Linked DNA regions of Homo sapiens: region 2 is linked to region 1. A link is a loop called in an ENCODE intact Hi-C map of the cell type or tissue named here. Cell type or tissue: natural killer cell. All regions are shown on one strand. Links, peaks and the distances in the headings refer to the core of each region. The heading gives the core; the rest is flanking DNA.

Region 1 (8,333 bases), core at 94-8,093:
ACTTTTTTTTTTTTTTTTTTTTTTGAGACAGAGTTTCGCTCTTGTTGCCTAGGCTGGAATGCAGCGGCGCGATCTCGGCTCACTGCAACCTCCTCCTCCCGGGTTCAAGTGATTCTCCTGCCTCAGCCTCTTGAATAGCTGGGATTACAGGCACATGCTACCACACCCGGCTAATTTTTTTTTTGAGACAGTCTCGCTCTGTCGCCCAGGCTGGAGTGCAGTAGCGTGATCTCAGCTCACTGCAAGCTCCACCTTCTGGGTTCACGCCATTCTCCTGCCTCAGCCTCCCGAGTAGCTGGGGCTACAGGCACCTGCCACCACGCCCGGCTAATTTTTTGTATTTTTAGTAGGGACGGGGTTTCACTGTGTTAGCCAGACTGGTCTCGCACTCCTGACCTCAGGTGAATCGCCCACCTTGGCCTCCCAAAGTGCTGGGATTACAGGCGTGAACCACCGCGCTTGGCCACTTGCGGACTTTAGTTGGGGGAAGAAGGGTGTCATAAACACCATTGGCTTGGGAGCTGAGTGCACCTGGATGTCCTCTGGGCCCTGCCGCTGACTGGCTGTGCGCCCCTGGGCAGATCATTCACCTGCTCTGAATTGGCTTCTTCATCTGCAGGACAACCTGGGGACAGTCACTCCTGCCCCGCAAGGCCAGTGATGGGGTGGTGGCGGCTCTGGTTTTTGTTAACACGTGGACAGTGATCGGCAGTCATGCTTATGAGCATTTTTGTGTTTCCGCAGATATGGGACTTGGCCGATCCAGAAGGTAAAGGGTTCTTGGACAAACAGGTATATACACATGTACACAGAGCAAATGGAGGGGCTGGGCAGAGCCCCCAGGCTGGGTGACCTCCACGGCTCCTTCCACATTCCTCCACTGTCAAGTATTACTAGGCATGAGCACGGCTGTCAAACTTAACACGGGAAGTTTTCATTTTGAAATAAAGGTCTTTTAAACACTTGGAGCCATCTTTCATGGCTAGTGTATCTTTTATTTATTTATTTATTTATTTTTCTTTTAATGTTTTGTAACCTTACATGTGATTAAAGTGTTGTCCAGACTTTTTATTTTGGACCAGTCTCTCGTGGAAGTTGCACAAATAGCTTGGAGGGTTCCTGTGTATCTTTTGCCAGCTCTCCCCAGTGATGGTGTCTTACATAACCACAGCACAGTGATCAGAGCCAGAAAATAACATTGGTGTTATTTTTTATTTTTTTGACATGGAGTCTCACTCTGTTGCCCAGGCTGGAGTGCAGTGGTGCAATCTCGGCTCACTGCAACCTCCACCTCCCAGGATCAAGTGATTCCCCTGCCTCAGCCTCTGGAGTAGCTGGGATTACAGGCGAGAACCATCATGCCTGGCTAATTTTTGTATTTTTAGTAGAGATAGTGTTTCACTATCTTGGCCAGGCTGGTCTCGAACTCCTGACCTCAGGTGATCTGCCCACCTCGGCCTCCCAAACTGCTGGGATTATGGGCATGAGCCACCACGCCCAGCCACATTGGTGTTATTAATGTAACAAAGTAGACATTGGTGTAACTTTGACTAAAGGCCTTAATCAGAGTTTTTTTTTTTTTTTTTTGGAGACAGAGTCTAACTCTTGCCCAGGCTGGAGTGCAGTGACATGATCTTGGCTCACTGCAGCCTCTGCCCTCTGGATTCACAAGATTCTCATGCCTTAGCCTCCACAGTGAAAACCCCATCTGAAAAAAAAAAAAAAAAAATCTGAAATCTGAAACTCTTCTGATACCAAGCATTTGGGATGAGGAATACTCAGCCTGTACTTATAAGTGATTTTAAGTGGTCGTAGATGGCCATTTTGTTAGAAGGGACCTTGTTTGTGCTGTGCCATGACTTGTGATCCAGTCTGTCCAGGAAGCCCCCTTCACTTGTACCTCCCTTCTTTGAGGTTCATGGTGCATGTCTGCATGTTTGTTGTTTTGTTTTTTTATTTTTTATTTTTTGAGCCTCGCTCTGTTGCCCAGGCTGGAGTGCAGTGGTGCGATCACTGCTTACTGCAGCCTCGATCTTCTGGGTTCAAGTGATCTTCTGCCTCAGCCTCTCGTGTACCTGAGGCCACAGGCACACACTGCCACACCTGGCTAATTTTTATTATTTTTTTTGTAGAGACGAGGTCTCACTATGCCCAGGTTGGTCTCAAACTCCTGTGCTCAAGCAATCCTCCCATCTTGGCCTCCCTAAGTGCTGGGATTATAGGCATGAGCCACCGTGCCCGGCCTCATGTCTGCATGTTAAAAGTTCTGAGAATTCCTATGGAAAATAAATTTGACTTTGCTTAATGCAGTTCCTCTAAACTTACTTAATTCCTTTTTCTTTTTTTCTTTACTATTTATTAATTTTTCTCTTTTCTCAGACCTTGCAGGGATGAAAGGTCCCCTTTTCTCAAAACCCTCTTATGATCCTCTACACTCTGCAAGGGCTTCTGAGGACAGCAGGCTGAGAAAGGCCGATCCTAGCACTTACCTCTTTGAAGACACTTTTAAAACTGTTAACAGTATTTATAGCTTTAAAAGTATCCATGTTCTTAGGCCAGTTAATAAAAAAAAAAAAAAACAGAAAAAAAACAAGCTAAGTGATCCCTCACAAGTCCACTGAGCCTTTGTGTGGTGGGTCCTGGGTTAGGAGGGAGGCACCTGACAGCCTAGTTCAACTTCCTTCCCGTGTCTAGGTGGGGTCCACGTCAGGCCACTGGGGGTGGGCAGGGGATGTTCCATTCAACGAGGCCGAGGGGATCGTGGTGAACCACAGATATGAGTTTCTGACCAACCGTGTGTATTTACGACTGCTTTAAAAAAAATTCAACACATAGCCAGGTGCAGTGGCTCATACCTGTAATCCTAGCTACTCAGGAAGCTAAGGCAGGAGGACAGGAATTTGAGACCAGCCTGGGCAACATAGTGAGATCCCACCTCTAAAAAAATAAATAAAAACTTAGCTGGGCATAGTGGTGCACACCTGTGGTCCCAGCTACTCAGGAGGCTGAGGCAGGAGGATCGCTTGAGCCCATGAGTTTGAGGTTGCAGTGAGCTGTGATTGCGCCACTGCACTCTGGGTGACAGAGTGAGACCCTATCTCTAAAACAAACAAAAATTCGGCACATATTTGGTCCATCATTCGTAACCTTAACCATGTTTAATTTTGTTGCTTTATACAACCTAACATTTCCTAAATGTTGGGAGCTCATAGTTTTTGGAAAATATATGCATCTGAAATTTTACAGATTTCCAGATGCAGTGGAATAAGTCCATTTTATTTTATTTTATTTATTTATTTTGAGACGGAGTTTTGCTCTTTTTGCCCAGCCTGGAGTGAAGTGGCATGATCTTGGCTCACTGCAGCCTCCACCCTCTGGGTTCAAGTGATTCTCCTGCCTCAGCCTCCCAAGTAGCTGGGATTTCAGGCACCTGCCACCACGCCTGGCTGATTTTTATGTTTTTAGTAGAAATGAGGTTTCGCCATGTTGGCCAGGCTGGTCTCGAACTCCTGACCTCAGGTGATCCACCTGCCTCGGTCTCCCAAAGTGCTAGGATTACAGACATGAGCCACCACACCTGGCCAGGATAAGTCCATTTTAGTGTATTCATTTAAGCGATGTCCCCAAGGTGAGTCCAGTTCAGCCCAACGCTCCAAGGGGTTTTTGCACGGACGGCCTTCATTGTTGAAGTGCACATCCTCTTTCCCTGAAGCCTGCTGTTAGAGACAGCTCCCCCTACCCTCACTGGCGATATGCTGTTTACTCCTTCCCTTTCTTTGGACTTGCAGGGTTTCTATGTTGCACTGAGACTGGTGGCCTGTGCACAGAGTGGCCATGAAGTTACCTTGAGCAATCTGAATTTGAGCATGCCACCGCCTAAATTTGTGAGTGTCCAAGTCCTTCAAGTTCACATTCTTCTAATACCAGATGTGTGTGTGTGTGTATGTGCATGTGTGTATGTGCATGTATATTTCCATGTTTTCTCTAGCCTTCCCCTTTTATTGTGGTGAAATTCACATAATAGAAAATTAATAATTTTAAAGTGAACTATTTAGTGGTATTTAGTGCATTTACAGTGTTGTGTCTTCATTACCTCTGTCTAGCTCCAGAACTTTTTCATCCCTCCGCAAGGAGACCCCATCCACATTAAGTAATCACTCCTTGTCTCCCCCTCCCAGTCGCTGGCAACCACTAATTTTATTTCTGTCAATGGATTTGCCTGTTCTGGACATTTCCTATCAATGGAATTCTCTAACATGGTCTTTTGTGTCTGGCCTCTCTCTCAGCATCGTGTTTTCAGGGTTCATCCATGTTGTAGAATGGATCAGTGTTTCCATATTCCATTTACTGGATGGACCACATCTTTATCCATTCATCTCTCTGGACATGTGGGTTATTTCCACCCTTTTGACTGTTGTGAATAGTGCTGCTACCAGCATTCATGTACAAGGATTTGTTTGGACATCCGTTTTTAATTCATTTGGGTCAATACGTAGGAGTGGAATTGCTGGGTCATGTGGTGATTCTGTGTTTAACTTTGTGAAGTCTTCCCTTTTTTGAAAGCACTTTGAAACGTGTATCCTTTTCAGCAAACCCACCCACCTATGATTTAATTCTGTGCCAGCCACAAAGGAATGTTTCTCTCTCTTCTCAGCACGACACCAGCAGCCCTCTGATGGTCACACCGCCCTCTGCAGAGGCCCACTGGGCTGTGAGGGTAAGTGAACGGGAATAGCTCCCTCCTTGGCTCTCCTTCAGATAGAATTGTTCCAGCAGTTGTTCTAGAATTGTTCTGGAATTGTTCTAGTTTGATGTTGTTCAGAACATTTTATAGGATGATTGTGTCAGCTCTTCTGTCTCAGTGTGAGTGGCCACAGCACTTGGATGAAACGCCTCTTCTAATGAACACCTTTTACAAAGGCTGTGGCCCTTCACTGGAATTGGGAGTTGCCTACCTGGACAACTAAGTGTCAGGAGTTGGATTATTAAAGGGCTGCAGTTTAAATCTTGCATCTTTAGGTCACATTCTGTGGTTTTTGCTGCTTGTGTTGGTTATTCAGAATAGAAGAGGAAACGGTGAGAGCTTGCAAGCACGTGGACCCCCAAATGTGTCCCTTGCTTTCTCGCTTCTTTCCAGCCACTTTGCATGTTACCATTCTTTCCTCCCTGATGTTCTGATTGCTTTGTGAAAAGCCTCTCTCAGCACTTGAAGTGTTATTTTTAAAACAGAGGATGTTGTGGCTGGAAAGATAAGCTACTGCGTCCAGAAAGAAGAAAAAAAACGAGGGCTGTCTTCTAAGTACAGAATTCCTTCTAAAGGAAGTGAGCATGGTCCCTCCAAGTAACATCAGGCCTCCTCACCTTCCCTTCACTTTCAGACTGTCACATTTCCTCACGTTTATGTGGCTTAAATCCTGACATGAATAACACTCTTGCTCTCAAATAAAGGTCCCAAGCACTTTCGTCCCATGTTTACACGGTTGGTTTGCTCCCTTCTTGGAGAGGTCATGGGCTGGGTGGGGGTATCTGTGCAGGGAGAGGACATGAAGATATGTCATGTGACTGAGGAGTCATGCAGTCACCTCTGTCATCAAGCACTTTGCCAGTGGCAATCACTGTGGTGAAGGGTTTCTCCCTGTCACCCAGCGCATTGTGTGGACTTTGAAAAAGAGCTACTTTGTCATGGGAAACAGTGCCAAGAGATCTTATACTTTAAAATGTGATGGCTCTTTTCCACCAGGGGTTATGTCCAGGCCTCACTGGAAGAGCTGGGACTGAGGGGCCTGGGGACCTCGCAGAGAGGAGTCAGGGAGCACAGGACCAGATGCTGTAATTGGGGTGTACTGTGGTCGAGAGAGATTCTGCATTCCATTCACAGCCACAGTCAGAAAGAACAAGCCCGAAGTGCCAAGTGTTTGTTTCCGTTGTGAACATTTCTGGGCTTCTGAAGGCACTGAGTCAGCAAGTCCGATGGCCAGGAGAGGATCCCAGGCCCCCGAGAAAGACCTGCAGCGCTCAGCTTCTTAGCACCAACAGCTGTGAAAGCATGCGGTGTCTGCCGGTGATCTCATCTCTGTGACTGAGGGCTCTGTCTTGGTTTTTGTCTTTTAAAAATTAAAAAATTTTTATTGTGGTTGAAAGACACATCATGTAACATTTACCATCTTAACCATTTCTAAGTGTACAGTTCAGGAATGTTAAGTTTCCTTTGGAGGGTGGAACAGACTGGAAGCCACTGCCTCACTCATGGCCCCTTTTACGGGCTGCCTGCCCTATGTCTTTCAGAACAGCAGGAACTGTGACTCCCCATCCTAATGCTGTACCTTCCCTCTGTTCATGAAGAGCTATTCCTATTTACGTATTAATTTATTTACCATTAGAAATGGAGGGCTTCCTGTATGTGGCTGGGCTTGGTGGCTCACACCTGTAATCCCAGCACTTTGGGAGGCCGAGGCAGGCGGATCACTTGAGGCCAGGAGTTCAAGACCAACCCGGCCATCATGTTGAAACACCATCTCTACAAAAAATACAAAAATTAGCCGGGCCTGGTGGCGCATGCCTGTGATCCCAGCTACTCGGGAGGTACGAGTGCTGAGGCACGAGAATTGCTTGAACCTGGGAGTCGGAAGTTGCAGTGAGCTGAGATTGTGCCACTACACTCCAGCCTGGGCAACAGAGCAAGATTTTTGTCTCAAAAAAAGAAAAAAAAAAAAAAAAAGAGGACTTCCTGTACTTTAAGTTGATTTTGATAATTATTTGCTCAAGCACTAACATCTGCTCACACTTTTGTCTTTCTGGTACAAGTGGGCTCCTTGGAGGCAGGTGAGACTGATCTTTGTCTCCCTGCAAAGACACTGCCCCACCATGGGAGACTCCTGCCACACTCAGGCAGCAGCTAGGACGAAGGACAAGACCCGGGGCCAGGGCCTCCCTCCTGAGGACCTTGGCTCCCAGATCCGAGGTTGCCATAACGTTATTTCCTTCAGGGTATATGTTCACTTTGGAAACCAAGGGGCCAAGACTGTTCTAAGATCATTTTGTGCTTTTAGCCAAGGGTGATGATGGGTCCGTGGCCATTTTCACTTGGCTTTCGGTCAGAGCTCGGTCTGGACATTCACACAGGTGTGCTCTCCTACTTACTCGGGCTATTTCTTTCCAACTAGGTGGAAGAAAAGGCCAAATTTGATGGGATTTTTGAAAGCCTCTTGCCCATCAATGGTTTGCTCTCTGGAGACAAAGTCAAGCCAGTCCTCATGAACTCAAAGCTGCCTCTTGATGTCCTGGGCAGGGTAAGTGGGCCACGGGCTTGGTTCTTCTGCACTCAGTGTCCCTGCTGTGTGTGGGCGCCACTGTTCTCTTTCCCCATGGTGCTTACAAGGCTCTTGCTCTGTTTTCTCCCTGTGCCATCAGGGGCTTTCATCAGCGCTCCTGTGGGTCCAGCCCCAGCTGGCTCAGGGCTTCCTAGGGTGTGGCTTACAGTGTTCACCCAGTCCCTGGGGAAGGTGCCAGAATCCTTCCACTTCACAGATGAGGAGGTGGACTCAGAAGTGAAATTGCTGCCTGGGGCTTTGGGACCAGTAGAGCTCAGTCTTAAGCTCCCCAACTTGGGCTTTCCCCCTTTCCATTGTGCTGAATGTGGGAATGTGTGTCTGTGTCTATTTATTTATTTATTTATTTATTTATTTATTTATGAGATGGAGTCTTGCTCTGTTGCCTAGGCTGGAGTGCAGTGGCACGATCTCGGCTCACTGCAACCTCTGCCTCCCCGGTTCAAGCAATTCTCATGCCTCAACCTCCCAAGTAGCTGGGATTACAGGTGCATGCCACCACGCCCAGCTAATTTTTGTATTTATAGTAGAGATGGTGTTTTACCATGTTGGCCAGGCTGGTCCCAAACTCCTATCTCAGATTCACCCGCCTCGGCCTCCCAAAGTGCTGGGATTACAGGCGTGAGCCACCACACCCGGGCTTTTTTATTTCTTTTTTTGAGTTTTTAGAGATGGGGTCTCACTGTGTTGCCCAGGCTGGTCTCGAACTGCCAGGCTGAAGCCATCCTCCCACCTCAGCCTCTGGAGTAACTGGGACTGCAAGAGCACCACCACTCCTGGCTCTTTTCTACTATTAATTACTCTTTTTCTTCTGATAAAGCTCAAGGTAAAAGTATTTTCAACTCTGCTGCAAATTTAGGAAAAATTTTATGCATTCTCTTTAAAGAAAGTCTTAGCCTGGTGCGGTGGCTCACGCCCGTAATCCCAGCACTTTGGGAGGCCGAGGTGGGTGGATAACTTGAGGTCAGGAGTTCGAGAACAGCCTGGCCAACATGGTGAAACCCT
Region 2 (8,333 bases), core at 100-8,099, 130 kb before region 1:
CATGCCAGACCTTCTAGAAGGCTCTCTGTCACTATGTTTGCTACTCGTTCATTCAGCTAGCAGCTATTGAGTGCCTACTGAGTGCTAGGCACCAGGATAAAGCAGTGAACAAGGACCTGCTCTAAGGTACACTAACGGGACCGGATGATGTAACAGACAGAGTGGGTGGAGAGGCTGGGCACGGTGGCCCACGCTTGTAATCCCAGCACTTTGGGAGGCCAAGGTGGGCAGATCACGAGGTCAAGAGATCGAGACCATCCTGGCCAACATGGCAAAACCCCATCTTTACTAAAAATACAAAAATTAGTTGGGCGTGGTGGTAGGCACCTGTAGTCCCAGCTACTCAGAAAGCTGAGGCAGAAGAATCGGTTGAACCTGGGAGGCAGAGGTTGCAGTGAGCCGAGATCATGCCACTGCATTCCATCCTGGTGACAGAGCGAGACTCCGTCTCAAAAAAAAAAAAAAAGAGTGAGTGGAGAGCTCTCTGCTGGGGAAGTCCAGGCAGTGGCCCTGGGAGCACAGCACAGGAGCCTCCCAAGGTGGAGGTGGGTTGGAGAAAGCACTCCTTGTGGAGGCAGGAGGTCACTGGGAGGAGAAGGCATCAGTGGAGTGTGCCAGCCAGGAGTAACCATACTGGAAGAGCCTGAAGTAAGAGGGAATGGGGGCTGGGCACAGTGGCTCACACCTGTAATCCCAGTACTTTGGGAGGCCAAGGTGGATGGATGACGTGGATCAGGCGTTCAAGACTAGCCTGGCTAACATGGCGAAATCCTGTCTCTACTAAAAGTACAAAAAAATTGGCCGGGCGTGGTGGCACATCCCTGTAATCCCAGCTACTGGGGAGTCTGAGGCAGGAGAATCGCTTGAACCCGGGAAGCAGAGGTTGCAGTGAGCCACGATTGTGCCACTACACTCCAGCCTGGGCGACAGAGCGAGACTTTGTCTCAAAAAAACTATTTTTTAAAAAGAGGGAATGGGGGAGCCTTATAGAGGATCAGGGCTTCAAACCCTGGTGCGTCAGTGGCAGCTGAACAGATCTGTGGAGTTAGGACCAGCCCCGGGCTGTGGCCCTGAGCAGAGGCTCTTAATGGGGGTGACGGTATGGGGATGGGGCTACCCACAAATAAGCCCTGCCCCTGGCGCTCTGATAACCACCTGCCCCCAGCCACCCACCAGAGCGTCACTGGCACAGCAAACACCACTTTCAAAGTGTTAGGTGGTATCCCTTTGCTGAGGGAGGAGAGGGGCTCTTCCCTGGGCATCTGTGGCATGTGGCCCAGCTCTAGTCTGGCCTGTGAGCCCTTCTTGATGACCTCTTCCTGCAGGTATACTTGTCACTCATCCCCATCATCAGCGGTGTCCTGCTGGCCACCGTCACCGAGTTGTCTTTTGACATGTGGGGACTCGTCAGCGCCCTCGCCGCCACGCTGTGCTTCTCGCTTCAGAACATTTTCTCCAAAAAGGTATTTGGTCACCATCAGCGGACATGCATGGGGTTTCAGGGGTGTGCGGGCAGCAAACTGGTGGCATTGGGAAAACAGGCGGAGTAGAAATTTCTTTGCTATTAGAGCAGAAAAATCTTGATTGCCATTCTGCTGATTTTCTGTTTGTCATTTTGCTTTTTAAATAGTTTGTTTTTCTGGCCGGGCGCAGTGGCTCATGCCTATAATCCCAGCACTTTGGGAGGCCAAGGCGGGCGGTTCACTTGAGGCCAGGAGTTCAACACCAGCCTGACCAATATGGCAAAACCCCATCTCTACTAAAAACATAAAAATTAGCCAGGCACGCATCTGTAATCCCAGCTACTCCAGACACTGAGGCACAAGAATTGCTTGAACCCAGGAAGCGGGGCTTGCAGTGAGCTGAGATTTTGCATCACTGCACTCCAACCTGGGCAAGAGTGAGTCTCCATCTCAAAAACAAAAAAAAGTTTTTCTATTATAAAGTTAATGTGCTCAATAAGAAAAAAATAAAGAAAAGCTCTTTTATTGAGACCAAGGCTCACTGTCGCCCAGGCTGGAGTGCAGTGGCACAATCATAGCTTACTGCAGCCTCAGTCTTCGAAGCTCAAGTGATCCTCACACCTCAGCCTCATAAAGCACTGGGATTACAGGCATTAGCCACCAGGCCTAGCTAAAAACTTCAATTTAAAACAAGATTTTAAAACTTGTTGAAGCCTAGTGCAGTGGCTCACATCTATAATCCCAGCACTTTGGGAGGCCAAGGCAGGAGGATCACTTGAGGCTAGGAGTTCGAGACCAGCCTAGGCAATAGGAATAGAGTGAGACCCCGTCTCAAAAAAAAAAATTGCTCTTAACTCCTGTGATAATCACACACTTTTCAGGTACCACAGTTAATGCAGTCTCTCTATTGGAAATACCACTTATTTCCAACTTTTCATTGTAATGTAGAAACAATCACGTGTGTGATGTTTTCCTGTCTCAGTTATTTCATTATGATAGGCTTACAGTTCTCAGGTTAGAGGGTATGAAACGTTAATCACTCTTAATATGGTTTGTCTGGTCGTATTTTAGAAAGGTTATACCAATTCAGCCTCAAACCAGTGGAATTTCAGAGTGCCTACTTCACTTCATCCTCACCAGCACTGAGTGTTACTGTTTTATTTTTGTTTTCTTTTCTCAGTCGTTTATGCGTGGAGCATGGTGCTTGTTTCAGGCCTGTGCTGTGTATGTCCTCACAAATGCACTTGCAGGTTTGGTGTCCAAGCTCAGATGTCAGGGTTAATGTCCAGTCACTGTGTTTGGGGCCTGAGTCACTGGAGCCCTTTTTGCCACATATAGTTTTAATCACCCTCTAAAGAGGCTTTCCCTTTCCAGGTCTTGCGAGATTCACGGATCCACCATCTCCGGCTGCTCAACATCCTGGGCTGCCACGCCGTCTTCTTTATGATCCCCACCTGGGTTCTGGTGGACCTCTCGGCTTTCCTGGTCAGCAGCGACTTGGTGAGTTGTACAGCACCAAGAACACGCCATTTTCTTGGCTAGTTCCAGAATAGGTGCTTTGTTGAGGAGCTGTAGCTGCATGTTAACATTGTGGTATCTTTTGGGCACCTGACAGCCAGCGCTTTCAGCAGTCAGTCCTCTGTAATGCCTCACGGTGACGATGCACGCCATCGAGGAAGTGGGTTTCCTGTGTATTTCCTTCTCTGGTGTGCTTGATCCCAGGTGCTGATAGCTGCTGTGTGTGCGCCAGTAGCGTCAAGGAAGAGAAGGTGACTCTTTCACCTCCTGACAGTATAGTCCAGATAGCACATTGACTTTTTATTTTTACTCATTTTTTATTTTAAATGTTTATTTTTTAGAGACAGAACCTCGCTCTGTTGCCAGGGCTGGAGTGCAGTGGCACAATCATGGCTCACTGCAGCCTTGACCTCAATCCGGGGCTCAAGCGATCCTCCCACAGCCTCCCGAGTAACTGGGACTGCAGGCGAATACCACCATGCCTGGCTAATTTTTTTTTGTTTGATTTTTGTTTTTTTACTGTTTTTGGAGAGACAGGGTCTCACTATGTTGCCCAGGCTGGTCCTGAACTCCTGGCGTTAAGAGATCTGCCTTGGCCTCCCAAAGTGCTGGGATTACAGATGTGAGCCACTGTGCCTTGCCAGCCCTGGAACTTTGAAAACTATGCACTGGCCAAAAAAAAAAAAAAAAAAAAAAAAAGCCGGGCGCAGTGGCTCACGCCTGTAATCCCAGCACTCTGGGAGGCCAAGGCGGGCGGATCACGAGGTCAGGAGTTTGAGACCAGCCTGGCCAATATGGTGACACCCTGTTTCTCCCAAAAATACAAAAATTAGCCAGGCATGGTGGCTCGCACCTGTAGTCCCAGCTACTTGGGAGGCTGAGGCAGAAGAATTGCTTGAACCCAGGATGTGGCGGTTGCAGTGAGCCGAGATGGTGCCACTGCACTCCAGCCTGGGTGACAGAGGGAGACTCCGTGTCAAAAAAAAAAGAAAAAAACATGCGCTGCCTGGGTGTGGTGGCTTACGCCTATAATCCCAGCACTTTGGGAGGCCAAGGTGTGTGAATCATTTGAGGTCAGGAGTTCGAGACCAGCCTGACCAATATGGTGAAATCCTGTCTCTACTAAAAATACAAAATTAGCCAGGCGTGGTGGTGCACGCCTGTAATCCCAGCCACTTGGGAGGCTGAGGTGGGAGAATCGCTTGAACCCAGGAGGCAGAGTTTGCAGTGAGCCGAGATCGCACCACTGCACTCCAGCCTGGGCAACAAGTGTGAAGCTCCGTCTCAAAAAAAAAAAAGAAAGAAAGAAAACTGTGCAGCTCAGTTCCTCCCTGGTCTCTGTTTCCATTTACTCCACGTCGAATCTTTTTGCCACCTGCAGGGTCTGCCTTCAGAGAATGTGTTATAAATGAATGCAAGTGCCTGCGGTGAGGAGGAGGCCAGTGCGATTCTTCCAGACTCGAGTTAGAAAGGAAAAGTAAATATTTATTGAGGTCTTAATGTGGTCTAGCTGGATTTGTGACATTTCTTATCTTTAATCCTTGGCTCCACCTGCTGAAGTAGTGGATATTACCTCTATTTTCCCAATCAGTAAACCATGGCTCACTTTTCTAACTTTCGTTTCACATTGATGAGCTGTAATTCTTCTGTGAAGAACTTTCCATCTTCCAGGACTAGTTTGTTACCTTGAAGTATGGTACGAGAAAGGCAGTTTAATGCTTAACTGTTCCTTTTGATGACTAATTTTCAGGATAGAGAGTTGGAGCTTACTCCAAATGTTGACCAGAGTTGAGGGTTTGTTTGGGGGTAGGGAAGGGGTTCTCTTTTTTTCTCCAGCATCATTGTGAACTTTTATGTGTTTGTCAGTTGCATGAATTATTCGTTTTCCTAGTCAAATTGTCCTGTCTTGGCCAGGCGCAGTGGCTCCAGCCTGTAATCCCAGCACTTTGGGAGGCCGAGGTGGGCAGATCACTTGAGGTCAGGAGTTCAAGACCAGCCTGGCCAACGTGGTGAAACCCCATCTCTACAGAAAATACAAAAATTTGCCAGGCATGGTGGTGCACGCCTGTAATCCCAGCTACTCAGGAGGCTGAGGCAGGAGAATTGCTTGAACCTGGAAGGCGGAGGTTGCGGTGAGCTGAGATCGTACCACTGCACTCCAGCCTGGGCGACAGAGCGAGACTCCATCTTAAAAAAAAAGAAGAAAAAAAAATTGTCCTGTCTTAGCCATTGGAGCCCTTCTGATTGGCTCCTTGCCCTTCTAGCACTGTGGGTCAGCGTTTCTCCCAGCGGGATGCCCGCCTTCACCTTGTGTACTTCCCATCCCAGAGCTGCAGTCAGCCCCTCCTTCAGGACTCCAGGTGCCGTTAGTGGGGAGCGGTATTTAGAGACACAATCCAGGTGCCATGGGTGCTTTTTGCTGCTGGGTGGTCATTGTTGTTAGGCCTTTACTGTGAAAAATTAGGAAGTACACACTTGGGGCAGCAGCAAAGAGTTCCTAGCAATTAGCGTCACTTTCAGTTGAACAGTCCAGATCTTTGCTGTTTTGAATTTCATATTTAGATCTCGTCGCTGGTATGCTTGGTTCCGCTCCTCGTTTCTTAGTTGCTTATTCTACCCGTTATTCACTGATGTTATTCTACTGTACACTCACTCATATAATTGCTTCAGAATGAGCATTCTCACAGCACAATTGCAACTGGAGTGCTGAGAAAAGGTTAGTATTTCTTTGCAGGCTGGGTGTGGTGGCTCACACCTGGAATCCCAGCACTTTAGGAGACCGAGGTAGGTGGATCCCTTGAGGCCAGGAGTTCGAAACCAGCCTGGCCAACGTGGGGAAACCCCATCTCTAGAAAAAATATAAAAATTATCTGGTGTGGTGGCGTACGCCTATAATCCTAGCTACTAGGTAGGTGGAGGTTGCAGTGAGCTGAGATCACGACACTGCACTCCAACCTGGGTGACAAAGTGAGACTGTCTCATAAAAATAAAAAAAAAGAAGAAGTCTGGTCATGATTCCTGTACTCTCCCTGTCCCCTCCCTGACCATGGATAACATTTCTTAGGCTCCTAGTTCACCTGTTCCATATTTTTGCAAATATAAGCAAATTTGCATGTATAATCACCCTCTGTCCTTATTACACACAGAGTAGCTTTTTATTTTATTATTTTATTTTATTTTATTTTATTTTTTGAGACGGAGTTTTTCTGTCTCCTAGGCTAGAATGCAATGGCATGTTCTCGGCTCACTGCAGCCTCCGCCTCCCGGATTCAAGCAGTTCTCCTGCCTCAGCCTCCCGAGTAGCTGGGACTACAGACACCCACCACCGCGCCCAGCTAATTTTTTGTGTGTTTTTACTAGAGGTGGGGTTTCTCCATTTTGGCCAGGCTAGTCTCAAACTCCTGACATTAGGTGATCCACCCACTTCGGCCTCCCAAAGTGCTGGAATTATAGGCGTAAGCGACCACGCCCAGCCCAAAAAGTAGCTTTTTAAATTTACAGGTCAGGCACAGTGCCTCACACATGTAATCCCAGTATTTTGGAAGGCAGAGGCAGGCAGACTGCTTTAGCCTCAGGAGTTTGAGACCAGCCTGGTCAACATGGTGAAACCCCGTCTCTACGTAAAACAAAACCAAAAATTAACCCGGCATGGTGGCACATGCCTGTAGTCCGAGCTACTTGGGAGCCTGAGGTGGGAAGATCACTTGAGCCCGGGAAGGTCAAAGCTGCAGTGAGCCATGTTTGAGCCACTGCACCCCAGCCAGCATGACAGAGCAAGACCCTATCTCAAAAATAAATATAAACATACAGTCATCCTTCCATATCTGTGGGTTCCACACTAGTGGATTCAGCCAACTGCGAATTGAAAATATATGGTAGAAAAACAAAATACTATAATAAAGAATAAGACATTTTAAAATAATACAGTATAACAATTATTTGTATAGCAGTTTTATTGTATTAGGGATTACAAGTAATCTAGCGATGATTTCAAGTATATGGGAGGATGTGCATGGATTACATGCAAATACTAAACCATTTTATAAAAGGGACTTGAATATCTGTAGATTTTGGCATCCGCAGGGGTCCCTAGAACCAGTCCTCCGTGGATACTGAAGGGGAGCTGAACTATTCTGCACCTTGTTCATTTCATCTCATCGTCCCAGAGAGCTCTTCATAACGACATAGAAGGCCTTTCTCATTTCTTGTACGGCTGTGTAATAGTGTCAGTGGGTTTCCTGTCAGTTCCTCTGCTGTTCTGTGTTACAGCTCATTAGAGTATGTATGTGTCCACACATGGACAGAAACATACAGGCTTTTGCTGTGTTTTTTTGTCTTTGCTTTTCTTGCACTTAGGACATTTTGTGTTGTTATTGTTGTTCTAGTCATTATCTTTTTTGTTGTTGTAATACCTTAAGTAACCTTTTTTTTTTAGTTGAGGCTATGTATGTTATGTTTGGTGGTGTTTTGTTTGGTTGGTTCTTTTTTTTCGTAGAGACTGTCTCCCACTGTTGCCTAGGTTGGTCTTGAACTCCTGGCCTTAAGCCATCCTCCCGCCTTGGCCTCTCAAAGTGCTGGGATTACAGCTGTGAGCCACCACACTTGGCCCATATGTTTTTTAACATGAGCATGACTTTGTGTATTTTAATAGCAGCCCTAGGCATACACCATATTCACTAATGTTGCAGTCTGAAGATGGGGTTCCCACATGTCTGGGTTCCCCCTCTTTGTCTTGTGTCTCCCACATAGACTACACAGACAGCAGGTTAGTTAGCACCGTCGCAGTCCTGTTCTCCAGAACAGGCGGGAAGAGGATGAGATGGGAGAATGTCAGCTGGTGTCTGCTGCTCTCCAGTCTACCAAGAATCAAAGGCTGCAGTGGGCAGTTCCCAGAGACGCCTGGCCCAGTTGCCAAATGGCTTGGCAAAAGACAGGCGGGGATTCCTAGACTCTGGAGCAGGTGGCCTGGTTTCAAAACTTGGACAGAATGCATGAAGCAGCTACTTGAGAACCGAGAAATAAATGGTAGCAGGCAGATGGGCGGAGGAAAGACCAGAATTCAGAGTGCCTTGGAGCCACCAGTGAGTTCGTCATTCTTCTTCCTCCTGTGTCTTCAGCCTGGACATGAGGCAGCTCAGAAGGTAGATGTGGGCACTGAATGAGAACAGAGATGTTCTCTGCTTGGAGTCTGGAGAATGGGAAAGGAGACTCCTAACCCTCAGAGAGAATGGAGGAAATCCCCTGTTAGGCTTTCTCTTTTCTTTTCTTTCTTTTTTTTTTTTTTTTTTTTTTTTTTTTTTGAGATGGAGTCTTGATCTGTTGCCCAGGCTGGAGCGCAGTGGCGTGATCTCA

Evidence for each region. A loop is a pair of places that touch in the nucleus more often than their neighbours do. Peaks named below come from ENCODE experiments on the same cell type or tissue, not always from the same donor. Only the 100,000 strongest peaks of a DNase experiment are listed, where the experiment ranks them.
Region 2: it touches region 1 in a loop (4-fold over the local background); 1 of 110 quality-filtered maps calls a loop at or near these places.

What each region holds. Positions count from the first base shown.
Region 1 is chr19:16,433,321-16,441,653 of GRCh38, reverse strand. EPS15L1 (epidermal growth factor receptor pathway substrate 15 like 1) reads left to right here. Exons shown (of 24, transcript NM_001258374.3): 4 at 745-792; 5 at 3,789-3,884; 6 at 4,655-4,717; 7 at 7,164-7,289. Among named protein-coding and RNA genes, the nearest start is that of EPS15L1, 34 kb to the left of the region's middle. RefSeq lists enhancers at 1-92, 93-593. In natural killer cell, for the core only: no CTCF peak of the experiment used is centred there; no DNase peak of the experiment used is centred there; H3K27ac peaks cover 3,809 bases.
Region 2 is chr19:16,561,162-16,569,494 of GRCh38, reverse strand. It overlaps SLC35E1 (solute carrier family 35 member E1), which reads left to right. Exons shown (of 6, transcript NM_024881.5): 3 at 1,326-1,463; 4 at 2,838-2,963. Among named protein-coding and RNA genes, the nearest start is that of SLC35E1, 7.1 kb to the left of the region's middle. In natural killer cell, for the core only: no CTCF peak of the experiment used is centred there; a DNase peak (open chromatin) is centred at 3,124; H3K27ac peaks cover 1,137 bases.